Regions from separate parts of the Mus musculus genome. Here region 1 is linked to region 2. Evidence: chromatin loops called from intact Hi-C (ENCODE). Cell type or tissue: gastrocnemius. All regions are shown on one strand. Links, peaks and the distances in the headings refer to the core of each region. The heading gives the core; the rest is flanking DNA.

The links. Peaks named below come from ENCODE experiments on the same cell type or tissue, not always from the same donor. Only the 100,000 strongest peaks of a DNase experiment are listed, where the experiment ranks them.
Region 1: a loop joins it to region 2, with 2.1 times the contacts of the local background. A loop is called at or near these places in 4 of 42 quality-filtered maps.

What each region holds. Positions count from the first base shown.
Region 1 is chr7:75,710,068-75,722,593 of GRCm38, reverse strand. Akap13 (A kinase (PRKA) anchor protein 13) reads right to left here. Exons shown (of 37, transcript NM_029332.1): 18 at 4,757-4,824; 19 at 2,399-2,465. Among named protein-coding and RNA genes, the nearest start is that of AU020206, 66 kb to the left of the region's middle. In gastrocnemius, for the core only: no CTCF peak of the experiment used is centred there; no DNase peak of the experiment used is centred there; H3K4me3 peaks cover 385 bases; H3K27ac peaks cover 6,001 bases.
Region 2 is chr7:75,394,515-75,407,040 of GRCm38, reverse strand. No RefSeq gene overlaps it. Among named protein-coding and RNA genes, the nearest start is that of Gm46017, 37 kb to the left of the region's middle. In gastrocnemius, for the core only: a CTCF peak has its summit at 7,678; a DNase peak (open chromatin) is centred at 7,687; H3K27ac peaks cover 2,941 bases.

The DNA of each region.
Region 1 (12,526 bases), core at 2,649-10,648, 320 kb before region 2:
TTTTTTGAGAGTGCTTATCATTGAACCTGTAGTTTACCATTTGGCTAGTCTGGAAGAGCTAGCAAGCTCTGGTATTAGCCTGTTCTGTTCCCCAGACCTAGGATTACATACATATGCCACCATGTCCAAACCCAAACTTGGGTCTCCATGATTGTCCAAGAAGCACTTTACATACTGAGCCATCTTGTAGCTCCAGAAGTTGTACTCTTTTTTTTTTTAAAGATCTTTATTTATTTATTATATGTAAGTACATTGTAGCTACCTTCAGACACATCAGAAGAGGGCGTCAAATGTCATTACAGATGGTTGTGAGCCACCATGTAGTTGCTGGGATTTGAACTCAGAACCTTTGGAAGAGCAGCCAGTGCTCTTAAGCACTGAGCCATCTCTCCAGCCCACTTTTCTTTTTTATTTGAAGGGAAACGGCTGGGATTGGGATTCATATGTTTTGTAAGATAATTCTACAAAATCAGCCTTACATGTTTACACATATGGAATTAAAAAGGGGAATTAAAGTCGAAGGCAAAATGGGAGCTATTAAAGATGGAGAAGGTGAAACAAGGTTGAAGGATGGAGATAAACACTAATGGGGGACTGTTCTTAAAAGTATATTATATATACAGATATCTTATAATAAAACCCAATCCTCTACAGAGTATTATCAACATAAACTATAAACAGTTATCTGTGAGGGTCAGAGGCAATCCATATAAGGGACCTTGCTTGCAAAAGATATTTTAAAAAGTTGTTTTATCTTATGAGAAAGAAAACATGCTTTTGAAACAGTTGGTAATAGCAGAGAAAAACGTTTAAAGGCTGAAAACTGTCTGAGGAAGCTGGATGACAGACTGCAGTGGGTGTCAGTCTAGAAGCCGTCTCCATTCAAGGATGGGTGGGAACCAGACTTAATGTAGCTAACGGGAACTCACTCCTTGTGGGCAGACAGACTGGCCAGGAACCATGTAAGAGAAAGAAGGCACAAGGCAGTGCTGCCAGGCTTGAGTGGGCATCAAAATCACCTGGAGGGTCTATAAAACACATGCCACACGGCTCTGCCACAGTGTCTGACTCACAGGCCTAGGTGGAGGTCTCAGAATCTGTACATGTACTGACTCTCCCGCTAGATGCTGAAAGCACTGCTTTGGTTAATGTGTCACAGAGGTTCCCATGAAGTCAACTCATAAATAAGTACCGCTGCATTATTTATGGTAGTAGCTGGAAGTAATTAAAACACAATGTATGCTCATGAAGTATAGCATGCAACAGCCTGAAACAACAGCCTACAATAACTCTGAAAATGACAGAGTGAAGAAATAATATAGAAGCGTAAGGCATCATTTAGTGCACAATGTCATAATCTAATGTATCAATGTACAAATCAACAGTTTTTCAAAGATATACATGACTATAAATATAGCAGCTTTTTTCCCAAAGATATACTTGACTATAACTACAGCAGGTCAGAAGGCCATGCCTTAATATACTACACAGAAATAAGAGAATGGGGAATGAAAGAAAAATGCTGCCAACCTAAAGGGAAATCTTTACAAGATGGTAAAGATCAGTTTTGCCTTGTTTTTAGATTTAAAATGTACTCTGTATGCACGTGTCCACAGACGTGCCACAGAGTTCACATGGAAGCCCGAGGACAACCGGTAGGAGCAGGTTTTCTCCTTTATCATACAGGTTCTAGTGACTATACTCACTTTGCCGGCTTGGAGGCAAACTCTTTTATTTTCTCAGCTCTCTTATCCAAGCCAAAATAGTGTTTTAAATTGAAATGTACGTGTGTGTGTGACGACTTGTGGACGCTGGTTCTCTTCTGCCATGTTGGTCCTAGGGATGAGCCCAGCTAGTCAGGCTTGGAAGCAGATAGCTGTACTTGCCTGAGTTACTTTCCTAGGCCCCAGACAGGTTTTAAAAGTGTGAATGACAGAATATAATTTACTCAGTTTTGTGTAACATTTGAGAACCCTGGGAAAGAAAACAACAAAAGAATCATTTATGTAACTTCCTGGGCTATATTAAGTTTAACCAGTAATATCTCATTTGAGTCACACTGCTCTGGGGTACTAAAATCAACCATTTTCTTTGGTGCTGAAGAGGAGACTGAGTTGCACACGAGTAACTTGCTCACACATATGAACTCCAGTCCACCTCTCAGCTGATGCACACACTCTGGCAGATACCTTCAAGAAGGATTCGATGGTGTAATGCAAGTTGTTGGTCATTAAATGTGGCAGAAGCTAGTGGCCTAGTGCATTACAAAATAGGTCTAGGCTCTTGCTAGGTAGCGTAGGCTATCCTCAACAATCCTGATTAAGAATGACAAGCAAGCAAAAGCATCAAGTCTGGAATACAACATCTGAGTACACGTCTGAGAGCTGAAGCTACTTACACTTGTTTCTCATGATGACTGTGGGCAGCGATGATGTATCGTGGGCCTGGAGGCTCCCTTTTGGCTGCTAAAGAGAAAAGAAGGTAAAGAGATGCAGATCACACTGAAAACTCATCTTCCATCAAGTCTCCAGAAGCCTGGAGTCAAAAGAGAACACTGTGCTGGGTCAGGCCCGCTCCACTAGCTATCCTTTGCGCTCACCAAGAGCTGCAGATAAGCGGCTAGGTGTATCCCCAGACCCATCCCAGGAATGTTTGTTGGTCATCTGTGTAGGCAAAGCATTAATCCATTTTCAGATGATCTAAGTACTCTCTCTTTGCTACAGATACCAAAGCTGTCTGCAGAGTTTTTTCTGGCTTGTAGAAATTACCTGTCTGTATCTCCAATGTACTGTCAGTTAGTAAAGAGATCATTATCTGTGCCCTGTTCATTTCTGTTTCTTTGATGACTAGCCTTTGTAAAGTGTTACAATCTTAGGTAGGATGCTAATTTTAGTAATATTTTGTGAGAACACGCACAAAAATACTTTTGACAAATTACAAAGTGAAGCATTTACTGTGAAACAGATCTCTAAGAGGAAGTAGATCACTTCCAACTGAAAATGCCTCCATATAGATTATAATGATATACAAAAGAGATGCCACTCTCTGCCACTGTCCTACAGAACCCCATGCATACAGTCTTATCAGACAGTGAACACCACAGATTGAGTGCATGGACAGATGGTGAGTGACAGAAGCAGTAGGGAGATGCTAGAACGAGTGGACATCTGGGATGCATTTCCCATTTCAACAGCAGCCACCGAGCACCCACTGACTGTTCTCTGCTATCCAGTCTTTCCAATTTTAAGACTCTATCGCATACCGGACACTATTCGAGATACTCAAGTCTACTATACTAATCCATCAGAGATTCCTGCCTGCCTGCCTATGTTCTAGCGGGGGCAAGGTACAAATCTTTAAAAAAAAAAAGACAGAAAAATATGGTCCCAGAGGATTTTGAACACTATGGAACAATGGAAAGCAAGCAGGCTGAGGGGAGCTAGAGTGCTGGGTCACAGGTAGCAGCACCCAGGAGCTGAGGGTTGGAGAAGCTTCCAGTTTTGGGAGAGAAAAGAGAAATCGAATTGGTATTATTTTTAAGTCTTTTCATAAACTAAAATTTTAAAGTACAGCGTGAGTCAAAATATCCATCACTGAGCTGAGAAGACCCAGGCACAGAGGTTAGCTATTTTCATACTAGTCCAGCATGGCCCGGAGTGGGGTCTGAGGATGATCAGTATCATTTGGGAACTCCTCAGCAAAGCGAACTCCTCAGCCCACTCCAGAATTGGAAACCTTTTGGGAGAAGGGCTATAGCAGCAAATTTCTTTAAGTAAGATCCTTGAGATGCTGATAAACACTCAAGACTGAGACCACTGTGATAAGTAACGTGGTTACTGATGGGCATCTGTGTAGACATACCCGTATTCTGAGGAAGAAGTACACTTTATGTATGGCTGACAATAGTGACATAGTCACATAGGCTATCCAAAAGGCATGGTTTCACGCTCATACGGCACCAATATTGGTACTTGCCATTCTTTCATTGTATCATCTCTGCTATCTATTATGTACCTTTGGAGAAAAAACCAGATAGGTTGGTTCTAACTGGAGGAGATCCCTCCCTCTCCCCATCACACATCAAACGCCTCTGATTTCCACCTGTTGCCCTCATGCTTCTAGATGGGGAAACGAGGGATTCCAGTAGCAGAGGATGTGTGTACAGCTAGTTAAGTCAATCACTTAAACAGAAACACAGAGAAATGGCCAACACATGACATTTCTAAAAAGCACTCATTTTACTTAAAAATTCTGTGGAGACAGGGTTTCACTGACAAATTGGCTAACATCAAACCAAGGAACTCCTCAGTCTCCCAAGTCCTGGGATTATAAGATTGGTCTCTGGCTCAGCATTTTCTTTATTCAATGTCTCAAATTCTTGAGTGTATTAATCAAGAAGGTGATTGATCATTTTAATAAGCAACTATGTTTAGATTAATTTGTTTTCAAATTTGTCACCAAATGATTAAAACAAATAAAAAATACCCACTACAATCTAAATTCTAACATGTGGAGATTTTACTTTTTTTTTTTTTTTTTTTTTTTTTTTGCTTTGATTTTTGAGACAGGGTTTCTCTGGGTAGCCCTGGCTGTTCTGGAACTCACTCTGTAGACCAGGCTCACCTTACATATAGATATCTGTCTGCCTCTGTCTCCCAAGTGCTGTGATTAAAAGTGTGCAACCACCATGACCAGCTGATTTTGGTATTTTTAAGCCCATGGATCTTGAGTATTCTAACAGCTAGAACTATCTTACCTTCATTTTGACCTTTGCACAGGAGGCTAGATTTTCTCTGCAGCCTTTGTGGACAAAAGCACCACAGCCTGGAAAGGAAGCATAAGGAAGGTCACAACAAGAAACTGATAGACCCTGGACTCTGCTACTCACTACTGCTGCAAGGAGGTGACAGAGCATATGTGCAGGAGTGCACACACACACACACACACACACACACACACACACCCACACACACACACATACACACACCCACCCACCCCACAGTACCAGTAACCAAAGCACATTTTATAGTTCTTTACTAGGAAACAGATGTATTTGTGATTAACCAAAAGAAGAAGTCAGGAATTTATTAGACAGGAAGCCTGAGAGGCTGTCAACACTAAAATTTAAATGTCTTCCATCTAGATGTCTACAGGGCCCAGAAAGCCTTGAGCTGAACTAACATGTAAATCTCCTTTTTCAAGAGGAGGTATCTGAAGAAACCATGCAAGCATCCAAAGGAAGAAAACAACCAACAGTCCTACCAAGCTATGGTGCTTATGAACCAGCATAGTATGATAACCCTATGGGTACATTAGTGACACACAAGACAGTAGGAGTAACCAACAGTTCACTATTTGGACTTAAGAGCTACTCACCAAGGTGGAAACCTAGGCAATTATGGCTACTGAAGTCATGGATCTTGAGGGAGAATCTACAACCACCATTTTACTAAAACCAGCAAAATTCCTATATTTTAAGTATTTGTCTTTACACTCATAGGTATCAGTGTAGTCCTTACCCCTCATCAAGGAAACTCCTCTTTGCAAGAGACAGAGCTCATCACAGAAAACTATAACCAGCCAAAATACAGAGCTGTGGAGCTCAGTTCCAGTGGATACATTTACAAAACAACTCCCACACCTAAGGCAAAGGAACATTGCCCAAGACGAGGTGAAAGATTCTAATAGTCTGAAGATCAGGGAATTTGCCATGAGATTGTGTTCCCTAGGATGTCAGAAGATATACCCATAAAAATCTCACCAACATGACTTTCTAGATATATGCTGAACAAGGACAAAAACAATACACAAGCTAATGTGGACAGGGAAAGACCATGGAAGATTCAACCCTACACAAAAAGCTACAGGCAACTAAGGAATGCTGAGAACTAAGGAAGAGCACGTTGACTGGTTAACTAATATCAAATAGTCAACCATGAAGGCATACATACAAGTAACATTCCTGAGCAGGCTACACTTATATATCTAAGAGCATGCACACATCATGCAAGTACTTCTAAGAACAATTATTGAGAAAAAGAGGGCATGAACTTGAAAGAGGAAAAGTATGTGAAAGAGTTAGGAGGTTGGAAAGTGAAGAAGGAAATGACATCATTATAATTTCAAAAGATAAAAGAAATATCCTGAGGTCTCAAATATCCCGAGCTTTTGTACCCAACTCCCTGAGTGAGAAGCCATGTAAGAAAGGTTAACTACAAATCTCCCAAAACACCCCTGAGAAGCCTGACTCAGGAGAACATGGGAGAGTTCCTGAGACAAACCAGATTCAAATTTACCAATGACACATTTCATCTCAAAGTATTTTTAGTTTTCTATTCCCGTGGCCTACAAGGGCCACTGATGTAAAAACCATGCACTCTGGGCCTCCGAAAGGTCATCAGCTCTTCCTGCTGCAATGAAGTCATAAAAACAGGCTGTGCCAAGAGGCCAGAGGCAAAGCACAAACAAGCAAAAGATCTGTCTTTGGGGACAGCTGAAGAGGCGTGTGTCTCCTGGGAAAGGCTCACTCAGGAAATCAGACAGCAGTTCACTAGGTACGGTTGCTTCAGGGAGTACCACAGACCTTGTTCTAGCCAACAAGGTCAAGATGCTTTTGGACTTAAAGGCTTGGACTTATGGACTGTGGGGTAAGAGAAACTTGCCACTGTGAAGGAGACTGCCAGATACCTAGATCTGAAGGCCTTCCCCATTTCTTCTGAAGCAGTTGTTACTGCAATATCTGCTTGGTTCACAGATCCCTTTCTGAACACTAGCAGTCACACAGCACTGGGATTTTGTGAGGTTTTTCTCCTGTTCTGAGGATCTTGTACTCTCTGGTGCAGTACATGGATCATGATTGTCTATTCAAATATCTATGTATATATAGACCCACAGTCTATTTGTCTAAGCCAAACGCCCTGACATAATCTTCATGACTACATATGAGAGTTGCTGTGTCAACTTATTGACATGTAAAAGAGACTAGGACACATGGCAGGCAAACCAAATTTAATTTAAGTCTAATTCTGGTTACCACCATGAGCCCCGAATAAGTCCCTTCTCCTTGTGCTTTGGTTTCCAAGTCTACCGGACAAAAGGCACCACACCCTCATTTTAAGTACTGTGAAGACATGGCAATGTAGAAACTCATCATCTGAAATCGATGCAATTACTTTGGAAAGTCATTTAACAACATCTAGTGAGGTTCAGTGTGTGTCACTTTTATGAATTAGCACTGAGACTAGTGCCATACACAAGGACGCAAGGATGCCCTTGTGGCTCTGTCTGAGTCAAAGTGGAAATAGCCCCGTATCCTAAGCAGCAGAACAGCTTGAAGTATGTGTGAAAGACAGTACCACAGATGAGCTAAATGCCAGTATCTACATCTATGTGCTCAGTACTTCCGTTCTCTACAATAGAACACTGGGGAGAATAAAGCAAACTGCAAAGTGAGATGCACAGCAACAGCAAACCAACCACTACTACCCAGTTTTGTTCATATGAGGGAACTGTGAGCCACAGATGACATCAACGCTTACTTGGAGGGAAGAAGGAAGACTGACATAGGGAAACAAATTCAATTTTAACTGTAAAGGTGTATTTCTTTAAAAATGAAGGATGAAGTACTGTGTCAAAATGTTACACACCCTTTCTTCCTTCCTCCCTCCCTTCCTTCACTGTGTCGATGGAGGTCAAACCTAGTGCCTCATACAATATAGGCAATCACTCTATCACTGAGCTATATTTTTACATTTTAAGTTGAGGTCCAAAAAGTTCCTACTGCTATTATATTATCCATGTATAATATTGTATTAATAGCTCTTACTTAGAAAACCACCAGTGTATCAAACTGTATTACCCCCAAAAGCTCCTTAGATTCCCTTATCATTTGAAAATAGTAATTTACCATATTTGCCATCCATTATACTGAAATGCTAATTTCAGTATCACAGTTACGAAATGCATCCTTTCTTTTGTTTTACTCTGACTCTATCATATCCAGGGCTTGTTGGGCGGGCAATAAGAGAGGATATAGGTTTGAGAACTTGGCACTAATTCTGATCTGTAAATGTGACAAACAAAAACAGTCCTGACCAAAACTGCTTCCAAGCTGTTCCCTCCTGCTCCTTTCCTTCTAGATTCAACAACCCTCAGAAGGTTAAGTAGTGCTGCTTTTTAGGGGTGAGGGGAATGGTACTTTTGAAGAGACATTGGCAGTTCTCATGTTCTTAGACCACTGTTTGAGATTTAAGAACAATTCTACTTCATGAGACACAAAAGTAGAAATAGCATCCTGAATGTGCTTCCAGTAGAACTTTTCACAGAGATTCACGGTTTCAGTTAACTGTCATCAAACCTACAACCTAGCTGAAATTTTTATTATGCCCAGGATTACAGCCACAAGTCGTAGTGATAAGCAGTTCACATGGCTATCTGTTAACCACACTGAAGTATCTACTGGAAAAACACTAAATTTGTCACCAAGTGGTCCTAGACACAACACATAGGACAACGGTTTTAGTGCTAGGTGTGAGTGAATTAGTAATGGTTAGCGCCACAGACAGCAGCCAAAGTCATGGGATTTACAACTGTACTATCTGTTTTAAAATAGACAATTAAAAATATAAGACACGAAGGCATGTCTAGTATATTTTTAAGTACACTGCCACAAACCATACTGTGTTGTTAGGAAGACGAAAGAAAACTTGCCAGGGCTCTTCAGAGAAGCTGGAGCCCACACTTGGCTGCAGACTGCCCTTTGCCTCTAAGTACTTTTCTCTCAATGGCTGTGCTTAAATCTATGCTACACCTTTTCCTTTTCTTTCTTTTTTTAAAACAAACTTCAACATTTATCAAATGTTCATAACAAAGAAAAAGCTGATTTGGCCTTCTTTATATTTAAAACAGTGCCTAAGAGCAGTAAGTGGGATGATTTCATTATTTCAAAATTCTTCAAAAAGTCACAAAGTACAGTGGTTCACAGGCTTAGAGCTGACCCTTAATCATATTTCTATGAAATTAAAAGCCAATAGCTCAGCTTGCATCCACCCATCCATTTATCTGCCTCCCTCCCTCCCTCCCTCCCTCCCTCCCTCCCTCCCTCCCTATCTTCTCTTACATGAGAACATTTAACAAAAGAAAATGGAACAAATTTGCATGCCTGGGAATGATTTTTTTTTGTCATATCATCCATGATAGATCTCCGGGGAAACATTATATATTACGCATTTTCTTTTTCAGCAGGAAAACTGTCATATGCAGCCAGACTTTTGAAGAAAGGAACATTAAAGCACTTTAGTGCATTGTTTTGTCTACTAGCAGCAAAAATCTATGTGGAAAAAAAATTGATCCTTTTTAAGGACACATGGCCGTTAAGAACAAATAGAAACATTTTCCTCCTATGGGAAAATGGAAAACTCTAATTCTAACAACAAGAAAAGAAACACCCCCCAGAAACAAAGCCAAACCAACCAACCACACAAAATCCAACCAACCCATGGAACTAACAGCAACTCAGAAACACATGTTCCAGGATTCTTTCTGCAACTTCTTGTTTAAAATCACTGGGGACTTTTAGGCGCTGTCTGGTCTGGACTGATAGTACTTGTATGCAAAAACCATGTGAGACGTTCTTAGTAGCCAGTGTTAATAACCACAGTGCTGATGTTCAGAATGAGAGAAAAGCCACAGAAAAGAGCTAAGCCACTTTGGCTAACTGCTCCTCACAGCAGTTTTTGAAAGAACCTTGGTAAACAGAGAGAAACAAAGTGTTCTTGTTGATAGAGAATGGACTTTATTGCTCAAACTACTTACTTTCTTTTCTTCTAAATAAAAGGATCTTTTCTTTAGGCAATTGTTTGTGTTTCCTATCTCACAGAAGCAACGGACTGGTTCTAAATTCAGAAACCATCCAGTTACTGAGCTGCTGCTTCTGAAGAAATCCAAAGGAAAACCCAACCATCATGCAGGTCTAACTAATGTTTCCTACTTAGGGTCCAGTCAGTCTGGTGTTTACTGTCTTGGTCAACAGAAATAACTCACCACAAAAGCACCCAGAAGATGCCAACACAACAGAATACAAACCAACAATAGTCTCAATGTCGTTTTACATCTGTTAAATGCAAACAAAATAAAACCGCTGGCAAGATTCAAAACTTTGAATGTAACAAATTCTTTAATCTGAAGGACTCCACTGAGCTTTCCACAAAATAAACTATTTGTGGCAGCCAGAGAGAACAGTTGATTATCCACAGATAGCTTTACATGGTACAGAATGAAGAACTGCAAAGACATTTATTTCTCCACTAACCCTAAACCAGGAGTACAGTTTGGACCAAGGGAAAAAAAGTCCCCCTAACATTTCTGCTAAATTCATTTACTTTGAAACATTCCCAAGCAGAGGTTTAGGCTTTCTGTTAAACATAGAAGCAGACTGTGAGAGCACACAGATGCTGTACCACCCACCAGTTTTTGTGGCCATTATCATGAACACTTCTGTGTTATTCCACAGCAAACTGCACATAAAGTGGTCTTGTTGATCAAGAAAGGATCTTTTCTTCAGGCAATTGTTGTGTGTTCTGACAGACTGGTCCAGGGTAATCTTGTGGTCTCAGTGAAGATGACTTCACTGAAAAGTCCATCCTACCAAACTATTAGTATTTGCAAGTAGATGGATACTCGGATGTGCAGATGTCAGGAGTAAGTCACTGCAAACCATCAACATACATCATCTCTGTCATGTCCTATACTTGATCCTTCTAAATCACAAGCCAGAGCCTGAGAGAGCAGCTGTCTGGGTTATTAAGACCTACCCAGTGGTCAGACAAAATGGGTTTTTATTAAACAAAAAGAAAAGCCACTGTCTTCTAAAAGCACAGTGGTTTCCCAGGAGGTAGGTGACTAACTGCAGGGATGCTACATTTCCTGAGAATCCTGGGAAGATCCTGAACATGAGCTGGGAGGAGGGAGGGTGGAAGGGTGAAGGGAAAAGACAAAGGATTCTGAGTCCCTGGATTACTCATATCTCCCGCTTCCTGCAAAGATAATAGATGGGGTTTTATAATACAAATATGCATAGCAGGCCCTGTCTGTCAGAAGTCAGGAGGATCAGGCAGTTACCTTCATGCTTGTGGAAAGACGATTACATACTGTTCCATTGCTTTTAAGCCTCTACTCCTACAACTCCCCCCCACCCCCCAAAGAAGCAAGCCGTACATGGGTATACACAAACTTTGCTGCAACCATCAAATGATTAAACTCTTCCACTACTACTTCTAGAGCACAGTAGTAGCTGTAGCTAAACCACCGAACTCCTCCCTAGGTTGCTGATGTGGGGTGACTGCAAACGGAAAATGTATTTCTGGACCTTGGTTGCTTACTGGGGTAATAACAATCCCTGATCCTTTCTGTTATGATCCTCTAGATGCTGTCTGTGATGTAAGATGGAGCAATGATGTGGGTAGATTTAAAGCAGGGACAAGAAGTCTGCTGGAGCTGGCAAAGACACTGAGTCTGTCTAGAACATCCGTAAGACTAAGTGCATATTATCCTAGTATCCGCCACGCCAGTCTCAATGATTGGTGTTAACTGAGCATCTAAATTTACTAATAAAACGTGGAAAATTATGAAATGAAAGAAAATGTTTGGTGGGTCATTTTGTGTGTGTGTGTGTGTGAGTTTTATGTAATTCTTTAAAAAATAGTACTTTCTTTTTTTTTGTTTTTTTTTCCGAAACAGGGTTTCTCTGTATGGAAAAAATAGTTCTTTCTAATATGAACAACCTTGACCAAAATGTGTCACAGAATTTTGAGTTATAGTATATATTTTATATAATAATATGCTATCTGTAGACATTACTATACATTTATACATATATGATATATATGATGTATATATATATATATATATTATATATTTTGAGAATATATAGAAATTTAAAATATCTGTGAACATGACCTTTGTTGAATTACTTTCCATGTGTGTGCGTGAGAGTGTGTGTGTGTAAGAGAGGGTGAGGAGAGATGGAGGGGAGGGAAGTGGAAGGAATGAAGGGAAAGAGGGAGGGAGAGAACACGAGTGAGCTGCCTTGTTTGAGACAGGGCTCTTTGTTGTTTGCGATTGCCCACAAGCTTCCGGGGATTCTCCTGCTTCCAGTCATTTCCCATAATCCCTTGGGTGATAGATAGGTCATGATACCACACCTGGATTAATAAGGGCTCTCAAGATTCAACTCAAGTCTTCACAAAAAAGACTCAGAAGAGCCAACTCCTCTGCCCTTGTTTTATTTCCAAACATTTAAAAATCACAGTTAAACCTATTTATGCTGGGTACATTATGGCACGTGTGTGAAGGGCAGAGGACGAGCTCTTTCTGTCATGTGGATCTCTAAGGATCCAACCAGGAGGTCAACAAGTATCATGATCTGGTGAGCCCTTGTTGCGTTTCTCTTACAAAGTCTTGCTATGTAGCCCGGGTTGGCCTTAAAACTCATGGTCCTCCACCTGCCTCAGCCTTCTATGTGTTGGGA
Region 2 (12,526 bases), core at 2,915-10,914:
ATTTATCAATGGGCCATGTCGGTCTCCTCTCTATCCAGCAGCAGTCCTTTGTCCCTCCAAGACCAATATTCCTTCCACCCTCCCCCTTGTTGTTCCCTTCCTTCATTCTCTATCTCCTGTCTTTGTCTCTTATTCTCTGACCTCTGGCCCCCTGGAGCAAATAAATCTCCTTTGTGTCAAGAACGTGGTCTTGGGGTATCTTGTGCCAAATTCAAGGTCTTTTCCCTCCTGCCTCACCCTCCTAAGGGGTGAGATTGTAGGGGTGTACCAACACCATGTCTGCTTTGGCTTTTGGAGACAAAAATCCTTACCATATAGTTCAGTCTGTCCTCAGACTTGAGATCCTTCTGCCTCAGCTCCCAGAGTTGAGGATTAGCAATGTTTGCAACCATACCCTGGAGCCAGCTACTTTTTTCCCCTTGTTGCCTTAATGGCTTGTGATTTTATTGAATATTTAATGCTGAAAATACACAATTGCTTTGTTTGTATGTCAGTTGCACTGAACACAAATTTTGTTGCTGATCTAGTTGCTTAGTACGTCCGAAGCTTAAGGTCCTTCGGTTGATGGTTATGAGGTATTTTGAAGGCATTTTTTTTCTTATGTTGCTTTGAGAGATGAGATGGTGAAATAAACATAACCTACATGGGTTGTCTTAGGGTTTCTATTTCTGTGAAGAGACACCATGACCAGGGCAACTCTCATAAAGAACAAGATTTAATTGTGGCTAGCCTACAGATTCAGAGGTTCAGTCCATTATCATCAAGACAGGAATCATGGCGGCATTCGGGCAGTAACAGCTGGAGAAGCTGAGAGTTCTACAACTTGTTCTGAAGTCAAACAGTAAAAGATTGATACCCACATGGCTAGGAGAATGGTCTCAAGCCCACCCCCACAGAGTGTCACATTTCTTCCAACAAGGCTATACTTCCTCTTAGTGCCAATCCCTGGGCCAAGCATATTTAAACCACCACATGGGCTGTGAGTATGGATCGGTGGGGAACCCTTGCCTAGCATGGGCTGTCCCTGGGATTTCTTCCCGGTACAGCAAGTACAAACAGACTAGATGAGTACTGTACAAAGGAGAGAGTACTGGCGTTTATAATCTTGGTTATTGAATCATAGCAAAGAAAAGCACAAAGCAAAGGAAGATTCCAAGAAGTCACTGAAAAGAGAAGGAAATGCCCACAAGAAGTTCAAGAGAAAGTGGAGACAGAAGGGTAGAAAACAGACACTCAGAGCCCCAGGCCTGGGTATGAAAAGGACTCAGTCCCAGTTGGAGATAAGATTTTCTTAGAAAGGTTAGAGCCTGCCTTTGTTGGGACATGAAAGGTTGATGGGAGAGAGAGTATGATGGGGTGACACACTGCCCTGGGCTATGTGATGGACACCAGATGACATAATATCATGTAGGAGCTCAAAACTCTTCCTTCTGCTCTGCCTGGGCAAATATGGCCTTCAGAATCTGGAGATAATTCTATCACAGATCCTGAAAAATGCAAACCAAAAACCACCTAGGGAAGAGCATTTCCAACAAGTAACTAGGTGGTCAGCTAGGGTTGTTGTGATGTTGATCTGGGCATCTCTACAGATGCCAAGTGGAAGAAACAGGTCCCCATGGAGGAGAGGGGATTGGCCATCTGTGGAGTACCACACCACGTTGTATTAAGGATGAAAGGACCTGCATCTCACATGGCCTGCATCTCATGGATGGAGTGTACAGTGGCAAGACATTATTCCTCCGTGCCCAAGGTCATACTGTAGAGGAGGGTGAAGCTGAGCCTCCCCCCCTTACATCACACTGAGCATCGTCTGTTTATTGAAATCTCACCTAGGGCCAAGTTCTTTATATATATTCTTTGAGCTATAACAGGGCTGAGCCAAGTGCTTAAAGTGTCGGCATGTCAGCATTTCAGAAACCTGCCACTTCCACATGACCCCAACACCTAGAGCTAAAATTGGACAGGAGCTGGGAGCTCAGGCATCTCTTTCCTTTCCTGGTGATTTCATGGTGTAGGGGAGGGAACACTGAGTGGGCAGAGTCCAGAATAGGAAATAGGCCCTTAGCTTGCATTCATGTATTCTGTTCCTTATATCCACAGCTGTATTTAAGACATACAGAGCTCAGGAGTGAGAGTGGAACTTAGTAATAGAGTCTGTGCTTAACCTATACAACTTGGAGTCAATTTCCAGAACCACTCCCCTCCAGGTGCTCTCTCTCTCTCTCTCTCTCTCTCTCTCTCTCTCTCTCTGTATGATGTGTATATTTATTCTCATAAAAGTAAGACATAATACAATTTAACTGTCTTCTGTATTTGTAAAAACATTTTATTAAACATTTATTTTTTCCATTTTTTATTAGGTATTTAGCTCATTTACATTTCCAATGCTATACCAAAAGTCCCCCATACCCACCCACCCCCACTCCCCTACCCACCCACTCCCCCTTTTTGGCCCTGGCGTTCCCCTGTACTGGGGCATATAAATTTTGCATGTCCAATGGGCCTCTCTTTCCAGTGATGGCCGACTAGGCCATCTTTTGATACATATGCAGCTAGAGTCAAGAGCTCCGGGGTACTGGTTAGTTCATAATGTTGTTCCACCTATAGGGTTGCAGATCCCTTTAGCTCCTTGGGTTCTTTCTCTAGCTCCTCCATTGGGAGCCCTGTGATCCATCCATTAGCTGACTGTGAGCATCCACTTCTGTGTTTGCTAGGCCCCGGCATAGTCTCACAAGAGACAGCTACATCTGGGTCCTTTCGATAAAATCTTGCTAGTGTATGCAATGGTGTCAGCGTTTGGATGCTGATTATGGGGTGGATCCCTGGATATGGCAGTCTCTACATGGTCCATCCTTTCATCTCAGCTCCAAACTTTGTCTCTGTAACTCCTTCCATGGGTGTTTTGTTCCCAATTCTAAGGAGGGGCATAGTGTCCACACTTCAGTCTTCATTCTTCTTGAGTTTCATGTGTTTAGCAAATTGTATCTTATATCTTGGGTATCCTAGGTTTGGGGCTAATATCCTAAACATTTTTATTAAAAAACCCAACATTTTATTAAGTCTTTGATTTTTAGGAAATTTGAAAATACGATCATTTTTACTACATTTTGTGTGTGTGTGTATTTGTGTGTGTGTATACATATGCACATACATGTGTGGGGGTCAGAGGACAACTTGCAGGAGTTGGTTCTCTCCTTCTACCATTTCGGTCCTGGGGACCAAATTCAGGTTGTTCAGCTTGGTAGTAAACACCTCTATCCATCGAACCATCTTACTGCCCTTAGAGTCATTTTTAGTAAAGACATTGCTGCGTAGAGGAAGGAAACACACATTCATTGTGTGCTCATGATATGACAAGTGCTTTAATCCGATCACTTTGTGGAGGCAAATATTTATTTTATGTTTTATTTTCTGTTCACTTTACAGATGAGGAATGTGAGGTTTGAAGTCATTATAAGAAGAGCAGGTAGCAGAAGTAAGGCACTTGAATTTCATTGGTTAGTATGAAATTTGAGTAGGTTTTGAGAGCATTATCAGACAGTCAAAGAACTTCCTTTGAAACAAGGTCTTGCTGTGTCTCCATTCTTAGGGGGAAGGGGCTACCCTTATGGTATCTTATTTAGGGTTTCTATTGCTTTGATAAAATACCATGATCAAAAGCAATTTGGGGAAGAAAGGGCTTATTTCCCTTTATTTTATTTGGGGCAGAAAGAGAGTGGCAGGTTTAAAAAATTCTGACATTTAAGCACATGGCTCAGTCCTGCTATAGCTCGAACAAAGGATATAAAGAACTTGGCCCTAGGTGAGATTTGAATAAACTGAGACCATGCTCGGCGTGATGTAAGGGGTGAGGCTCAGGCATGGAGAGGCTGGGGTTTGACTCTGAGCTTAACCCTCCTCAGTGCATATTCTGTCTGTGAGGTGTTGGCTGTGTGAGATTCAGGCTGTCTCATCCTCTGCACAATTCTCAGGTTTCATACTCCTTCACTGAGGGAAGTCAAGGAAAGTACTCAAGGCAGGAACCTGGAAGCAGGAGCTGATGCAGAAGTCATGGAGGCGTGCTGCTTACTGGCTTGCTCCTCATGGCTTGCTTGGCCTACTTTCTTATATAACCCAGGACCACCAGCCCAGAGGTTAGCTGGGAACTTCCACATTAACCACTAATTAAGAAAATGCACCATAGACATGCCTATAGGCCAATCTTATAGGGGCATTTTGTTAATTAAGATCCCCTCTTTCTAGATATGTCTAGGTTTGTGACGGGTTGACAAAATCCAACCAGTACATTTGGGATCAAGAGAGCTATGGCCTAGCCTTCCCCAGCCAGTAACTAGAGGGCAAGACACAGGAATCATTGGAAAGTAGTGCAAGGCTGGTGGATTTTAAGAGGCAGCTTAAGCCTCTGTTGTGATTAGTAGAACACGGTCATAGGTCACAGATAAGACCAAAGGGCTGAGTCGGTTGAGGAAGGCTTTGTTGGGAACTCTGCTGAAACATCGCTCCAATTGTTGAAGAGGGTCAGGGTGAACTTATTAAGCTAAGATCAGAGTCTAATTAAGGTAAGATCAGAGGAATGGCTAATATGCAAGGACTATGAGATCTAATTCAATTCTGTTTCAACTTTCCCCTTTAAGTCTTGCTCTCTGGGAGCTAGTAGCTTACTATATTCATCACCCCTTACCCCAGGTGGTTAATTGGACTTACTTTTTGGTCCTAGTGCCCCCAACTGGGCCTTTGCTCTTGACCTCCTCTGCCTGAGGGTTCTGTAAGGCTTCAGTGCCATGTCCTCAAGGAATCCAAGCCTGGTTCTCCTCTCTCCCCACCACATGCTTCTCTCAAGGAGACCCAGGCATAGCTCGCTAGCTGTATTATACCTCAGACAACTTTGGGTTTGTGCCCCTCGCTGTATTCGACACACTTGGTATGGCCCTGCATCTCCTTTAGGCAAGAGTGCCTACCTAGCCTTATGCCATTCACCCAGGAAATCAATGGTATGCAGTTAAAGAAACATCTCTAAAATAGAAGGACACACCCTCTCGGCAAAGGCTGCAGCTGATTGTCTGAATCCCATGACTTAAACCAACATGCCCTCTCTTGGTTTTGTTTTTGTCTTTTGAAGACTCTCTTAATTCTGATTCCTACTTTGGGGAACTAAAACAAACAAGCAAACAAAAAAGATACCTTGAGAGGTGAACCTGAGACTATTTATAAAAAGAATTAACAACATGTCTATAGCTGTTGAGAATGAGAACCTGGGTGACAGCTTTGACATCTCTCAGCAAGTAGACTTTCTTTGGTCTGTCTGGTGTTGCCTCTGTTCACGTACCAGTCCTTAGATTACAGCCAAAGATGGTGGAAGATGCTGGATTCTGAAGTAGCAGGTAGTTTCTCTGGGTCTTCTTCAAGGTCTAGACTGAAATCCAGGTTTGTGCTAGGCTGTGATAGGTGTCTTAGTTTGGGCTATTATTGTTATGACCATGACCAAAGGTAGGTTGGAGAAGAAAGGGTTTATTTGGCTTAGGCTTCCACATTCATAGTCCATCACTGAAGGGAGCAGGGCAGGAACTCAAATAAGGAAGGAACTCAAATAAGTCAGGAACTCAAATAAGGCAGGAACTTGGAGGCAGGAGCTTGTGCAAAGGCCGTGGAGGGGTGCTGCTTACTGGCTTGCTTCTCATGGCTTGCTCAGCCTGCTTTCTTATAGAACCCAGGATCACTAGCCCAGGGTGGATCACCCGTGATGATGCTGGGTCATTCCCTATCAAATCTCTTAGTAAGAAAGTGCTCTAGAGACTTGCCTGCAGCCCAATCTTACAGGAACATTTTTCTCAATTGAGGCTCCCTCCTCTCTGTTGACTCTGTCTTGTATCAAGGTGACATAAAACTAGCTGGCCCAGGATGCAAGATTTGGACTTCTCTAAGGCATGGAGAAAACAGTGTGATCAAAAGGGTAGCAGAAATCCCATTCTACACAGACCACCTTTAGATTTCATCTTGAGCTCAGCCCAGTTGGAGTCACACAGTATTTAAGGAATAGAGTGAAGCAGTCATAGAGAGAGAGAAATTGGAAGGAGCTCTTTTTCCGCGGTGTCTGTGACTGTTTGAGATAGAAACAGACTTTATAGCTAGGGAAGGAAAGTGGACCGGAGGAGATGGGAGCTTTTATTGGTTAAACCTCCTCTCTATTTGGTCTTCCCTTGGCTTGAGAGCACAAGGAACATGAAGTAGAGTTAGTTAGATGCAGGACTCTGGCTCTGGCTCATGAAAAAGGATGTGAGTATGAAGTTCCTGCCGCATTGTTTAGAGACGCCAAAAGTGGGAAACAGCCTGATTTCCACCAATAGAAGGCAGCCTAATTAAATTGCTTTATTTTATACAATGGGACACTGTGCAGCTGTGAGATGCAAAGAATGAGGAAGCCATTTATGTGCTGGTGAAAAAAAAATACTTTGAAATATTTTATCATGGGAATAGAGTAAAATCTGGAACATGTATGGTATGGAGGGAAAAAAAGAATATGTATTATGTTAACTCCATGCATGAAGGGATGCTAAGAGGAGCCTGAGGAAGTAGTGCCTGTCTGAAGCCCTGGGCTCAGTAAGTGTATAAATGGGGCCCTGCCATGCAGGCTTAAAATCCTAGCACTTAGGTAGGTGGAGGCAGGAAGGTCAGATGTTAAAGATCATCCTCAGCCACATAGCAGGTACGAGGCCAGTTTGAGGTTACATTAGAGCCTGTCTGAGAGAAAATAGCACACTAAAAATAATACAGTGAGGTAGAAACGATGGTGGTTACCACAGTATGTGGAGACAGAACATGGAGAAAGATGGAGGTTTGGGGGATGAGTGGGGCAGAAGTCTTGTTATTGGTTATAATTCCACACTCATTTTTATTTTTTTCTAATTTTCTGTTTTACCTGCATGTATGTCTGTTCTCCATGTGTATATAGTACTGAAAGAATCCAGAAGGAGCCATCAGATCCTCTTGGAACTAGAGTTACTAATATCTGTGAGTCACCTTGTGGGTCCCCTGTATGAAACCAGGTCCTCTACAGGAGTTACAAACGCTCTTAATGGTGGAGTCATCTCCCCAGCTTCTCCTCTGTCTATATTCTTTTGAGTTTTGAATAATGTGATTGTGTGACTGCATGATCTGTTTATAATTCACATCAAAGAATCATCCTGACTCTGCTACTGTTATCAGCTTTCCTTGGTCAAGCTTTTAAACAGTTGTTAGTCCAAGTTTTGAAATCAGGGAAGATGGGCCCTAAGCTGTGAGTGTGGGAGGGTGGGGTGGGGTGTGGGGTGGCTCACTAACATTGCCAGGCCATTTCCCTTCCTTAGACAAGTGCCTAGGTCCCCACCCTGGGCAGGACTGTGATTTACTGGCTCACATTTCTCCAGACATATTTCAGGAGTCAGTTCTGCTCCCGACACTTGAGTCCTCCCCCCACAGCTCAGAATGTTCCCTGAGCTTGAAAGTTCAATGGCCTTTGAACTCCTTTTGTAGGTGGGGCAGCTTCTAGAAACCTCTGTTTTATTTCCCTGTTGGTTGATTTCTCCCAGAAGAGTGTGGGGATGTTAGGACAGAACAGAGTGTTCAGGGTTGAACAAAGCCCTCCCCCAGACATGTACAGGCCTTCTAGGTCCTGGGTGAGGGAACCAAGGGCAGCCTCTAGTGGCTGTTTCTAGATATGCGTCAGAACTCTGGGAGCCTTAGGAACTGGAACTTGCTCCTTTTGAGAAGGCCAGAGAGAGCTGTTGAGTCACAAATGGGATGGCAAGACCGGGTGACATTATTCTGTGAAGCCTTTACCAGAGCCATGTGTGGTGCTGGCCTGTAAGTCCCGCATTTGGGAAGCAGATGCAGGGGGATTTCGAGTTCAAGGTTTGAGATACAGCTACATAGCAAGACTCCGCCTCAGAAATAAACAAAATGTTTCACCATGAGCCATGGCTAGGTCAGTAAGTACTCAAGTCAAGCTGAGCCTGTGTTCTGGACTGTGAGTCCAGAATCAAGACCTGACCCGGAATCTTATCTTTCTATCTGCTTGTCTTCCTCCTTCTTTCCTTCCTTCCTTCCTTCCTTCCTTCCTTCCTTCCTTTCTCCCTCCCTCCCTCCCTCCCCTCCTCCTCCTTCTTCTTTCTCTCTCTCCCTCCCTCCCTTCCTCCTTCTTCTTCTTTCTTTCTTTCTTTCTTTCTTTCTTTCTTTCTTTCTTTCTTTCTTTCTTTCTTTTTCCTTTCCTTTCCTTTCCTTTCCTTTCCTTTCCTTTCTCCCTTCCTTCTTAGCTGCAATCCTAAAGCCCAAAGCTTCTATTCTACACTGGCTGCTGTGTGGGTGGCTACATTCCTTGCAGTTTGTAACTCTGCATAAACCAGGGCACTGATGTTTGTTGGATGAATCAAACCAAGCCAATTTGGATGCGCTGAAAGTGAACCTGAAGTTGGAACTGCGTCATCTACCTTAACTTGTTTCCTAAGTTATTTTAAAAATAATCTCTCTCTCTCTCTCTCTCTCTCTCTCTCTCTCTCTCTCTCTCTCTCTCTCTCTCTCTCTCTGTGTGTGTGTGTGTGTGTATTAGGCAGGCTTGGTAGTACATGCCTCTAATCACAGCACTCAGGAAGCAGAGGTAGGCAGCTCTTTATGAGTTTGAGGCCAGCCTAGTATAGCTAGTTTTAGGGCAGCCCAGACTACATTGTGAGACATATACTTTTTGTTTTCTTATAAAAATTGATATTGGGGATATTGATAGTTGATATTTGAATTGCTGTATTGGGGATATTGATTAGATCAGTTTTTCTCATTTAATGGGAGATAACATTTTTGTTTTCTATTTTAAAAAATAAGCTAAGGTGATGGTTCCTTTTAGAGGCTGAGGCTGGGGGATTGCTGTAAGTTCAAGGTCATCCTGGGCTATAGAGACAGACCTCATCTCTTATGTTGCTGTTCAGCTGCTGGGTACAGTGAACCCCTTTGGAACATTTAAAAGTGTCTTTTTACATGACATTTACACCCCCCTTTTCTACACATTCCTTTACATTTCTACAGTGCAGGCTACCATCCACAGCCTACATCTCTTAGAGAAACTGTATATCATGTTACATGATTAACTTTGCTTCTGTCTTCAGCTGCCCACTTTGAAGTTTTATCTTGACTCATAAACCCTATCAGTGAGCTTTGCCTCTGAATCACTCGAAGATCTTGGTAAAATGAAGAGATTTGAGTCAAGGGGTGGGGCTGAGACGCTACAATTCTAAGGAGATGCCAGCTAGTGACAGCTGTGCTGTTCTAGATTCTGCACGTCGAGGATGAGGTCATTTAAAACCAAGGACAAAAAGGTTCTGAGAACAGGGACTGCCAGCAGTGAAAACCAGTCTGGCTGCTGTGGGCGGGTCCTGCTGAAGGTGGGGCCGCTGCTGAGGGCAGGGGCAGGAGTTTTGCTGGTTGATGTTGGCCAGCTCTTTCCAATGCACTTTTCCGTTTCTTGTAAATGTCTTTTGTCTTTCCTGGGTTGGAGACAAACCGAGAAAGCCAGCCAAAAGCCTAGCGGAGACAGGATTTGTGGGTAGCAGATGCTTCTTCAGGTGTCCTGAGCTGAAGGAAACAAGGGTACAGTAGCCAGATGTGACCTCCGAAGTCTGTGTGTGGGCACCGGGAAACAGCCAAGCCAGACTTTGGTTATCTCTAGGTCTTGGCTTTCTTTTCCCAACGTGACAAGAGAGGTGGCGCACATGTGCATCTGCAGGAAGTATAAACCCCTAACTCCTTTACCTGTGTTTATTAACTCAAACAGGACTTCTTTATCGAAGCACCATTGACATTGGGGGCTGCATAGTATTTCCTGTAGAGAAGGCTGGGTATCCTACGCTTTACGGAATGCTTAGCATCGTCCATGGACTCTATCTACAAAATGTTGGTAACACCTCTAAGTTGTGACTACCAAAAATACAAACATGGCGCAGATGTCAGCGTGCGTGCGTGCGTGCGTGTGTGTGTATGTGTGTGTGGTGTGTGGTGTGTGGTGTGTGGTGTGTGGTGTGTGGTGTGTGGTGTGTGGTGTGTGTGTGTGTGTGTGTGTGTGTGTGTGTGTAATTGCCCCAGTCTATGAACCGGTGGTATTGGATAAGGTAGAGAAGAGCTGCTCAGTTCTATTGTATGTCTACCCTTTTCAATTTTACCTACTCGTCTTTCTAAATTCCATCAGATGTTCTGCTTCCTTAGTTGGCTTTTTAAAAAATGACTTGTTTTTTAAACATCCATACATGACTTGTATGGATGTTCTGCTTGTGCACGTGCGCACACATGTGTGTGTGTGTGTGTGTGTGTGTGTGTGTGTGTGCGTGTGTGTACACCTCATGCCAAGGGAGGTTAGAGGAGAAAGCTGGATCCCCTGAAACTGGGTTTGTGATCTACCATGTGGCTGCTTGGAACCAAACCCAGGTCTTCTGGAAGGGCAGCGGGTGCTCTTAACCACTAGGCCATCTTCCCGGGTCTCTTTAGATTGATATTTCTCTCTCTCTTTCTTTCTTTCTTTCTTTCTTTCTTTCTTTCTTTCTTTCTTTCTTTCTTTCTTTCTTTCTTTCTTTCTTTCTTTTTTTTTTTTTGTTTTTCGAGACAGGGTTTCTCTGTGTAGCCCTGGCTGTCCTGGAACTCACTTTGTAGACCAGGCTGGCCTCGAACTCAGAAATCTGCCTGCCTCTGCCTCCCGAGCGCTGGAGCAAATGAAATTCACAAATAAATGAGGCAAAGATATATGCAGGTTTGTAACTTATGCTTCCTCTAATATTAGTGTTGGCTACCAGAGACAATGGGTTGAAAATGGTTCTAAGAAGAACTGGCAGGTGGGTGCCAGTATGTTTGTTGTGGGCTGTTTATTTGTTTGCTTGCTTTGTTTGTTTGTTTGTTTGTTTTAAATTAACCACAGATTGCCATATTCCCTTACACCTCACTGTTCATCTTGCTTTCAGTGGGACAGTAGTCATAGACTAGTGAAATAATAGTTTGGCTCTACTTGAAACTCAGCTACACCACTTAGCAAACATGACCTTGGAGGAGTGAGACCATTTACCCTCGTTCCAACTTAGAACATGCCTGAGCTCTTCATTTCTAGATGTACAAATGTGAAAGTTAAATAAGATAAAAAATGAAATGTATCTGAATTGTATTTGATTTATAGGCAGTGTTTAATCACTGACGAGTATTTACACACCCTTTTTGCTCTGCGCTGTTTTTGTTTGTTTGTTTTGAGACAGGCTCTCCTGTAGTTCAGGCTGGCCTCAAACTTCCTCTGTAGGTGTGGATAACCCTGAGCTCCTGGTCTCCCTGTTTCCACCTCCCAGATGAGGGAATTTCAGGTGGGATCTGCTGCTCTGGGCTGGATAGTTACTATTTTTACTATTTACTCATCTAATAAGTTAATGGCCTGCTTGTCTGTCAGGGTGGAGACTACAGCCCTAACTGATTACCTGGATAATTGCAGAATTTGAAATGTGTTTAGAAGGAAGTAGTAAAAAGCTGGGAGAATTGAGTGAAGGTAGACATGGAAACCTCCGAACTACACCCACTGAGGGGAGAATGTGGATGAAGGAAGAAGATACCGCCTGTGAAGAGACTCATCGGGAAATTCCATTCATTCTTAGTGAGGTCCCTGGCCCAGCACCGGGAGCACCAGCTGGCAGTTTGTCAGATATGAAATTAGAAAAACCAGCCCCTTGTCCACACTTGATCTCTGGGCGGGGCATCCAGGCCTTCAATGAGTTTAGTTTTGTTAGTTTTGTTTCCTATCTATTATGGATTTTAAAATCTGTAGCAGAGACAAAGCAGCAAAGAAGAGGCGATGCGGAACAACTTGAGGTGGGACCAATAAAAGCAGAAATCAGATGACAACTGACAGGATGGTAAAGCCCAAATAGTAAGTCTAGATTTGTGCTCTCTTTAATATCAGTGTTGGGCAAATAGCCACAAACTCTCTTAATGCCTTGAGGGTTATTACTTCACATTCTAAAAGTAGATATGTGTAATGTTGGCTTACTCCTCGAACCAAATTTAACTTTCATGTTTTCTATTTAAAACTACAATGGTATGAATTTCAGAAAGATTAAAAAACATAACTTGATGTTTCTAAAAAGCTCTTTTTATGAGTGTGTGTGTTTGCAACTATGTGTGTCTATGTTACAATTCTTCAGGAGCTAGAGTGGATTTCATCCCTGCTGTGAAATTAGAACAGTAAGTCAAAGGATTGACTTCCGGTTGTGCTGACTCATTAGGGAAGCACTGTTAATTTATTTTTTAACCTCTCAGTCCTGTGTGTGTGTGTGTGTGTGTGTGTGTGTGAGAGAGAGAGAGAGAGAGAGAGAGAGAGAGAGAGAATGAGTGTGTATGTGTGTGTGAGTGTATGTATGTATGCATGAATGTATGTATGTGTGTATATGTGTGAGTGTGTGAGAGAGTATGTGAATGTGTGTGTGAGTGTATATGCGTGATTGTATGTGCATGAGTGTGTGTGTTAGGCTGTGAAATTATCCTC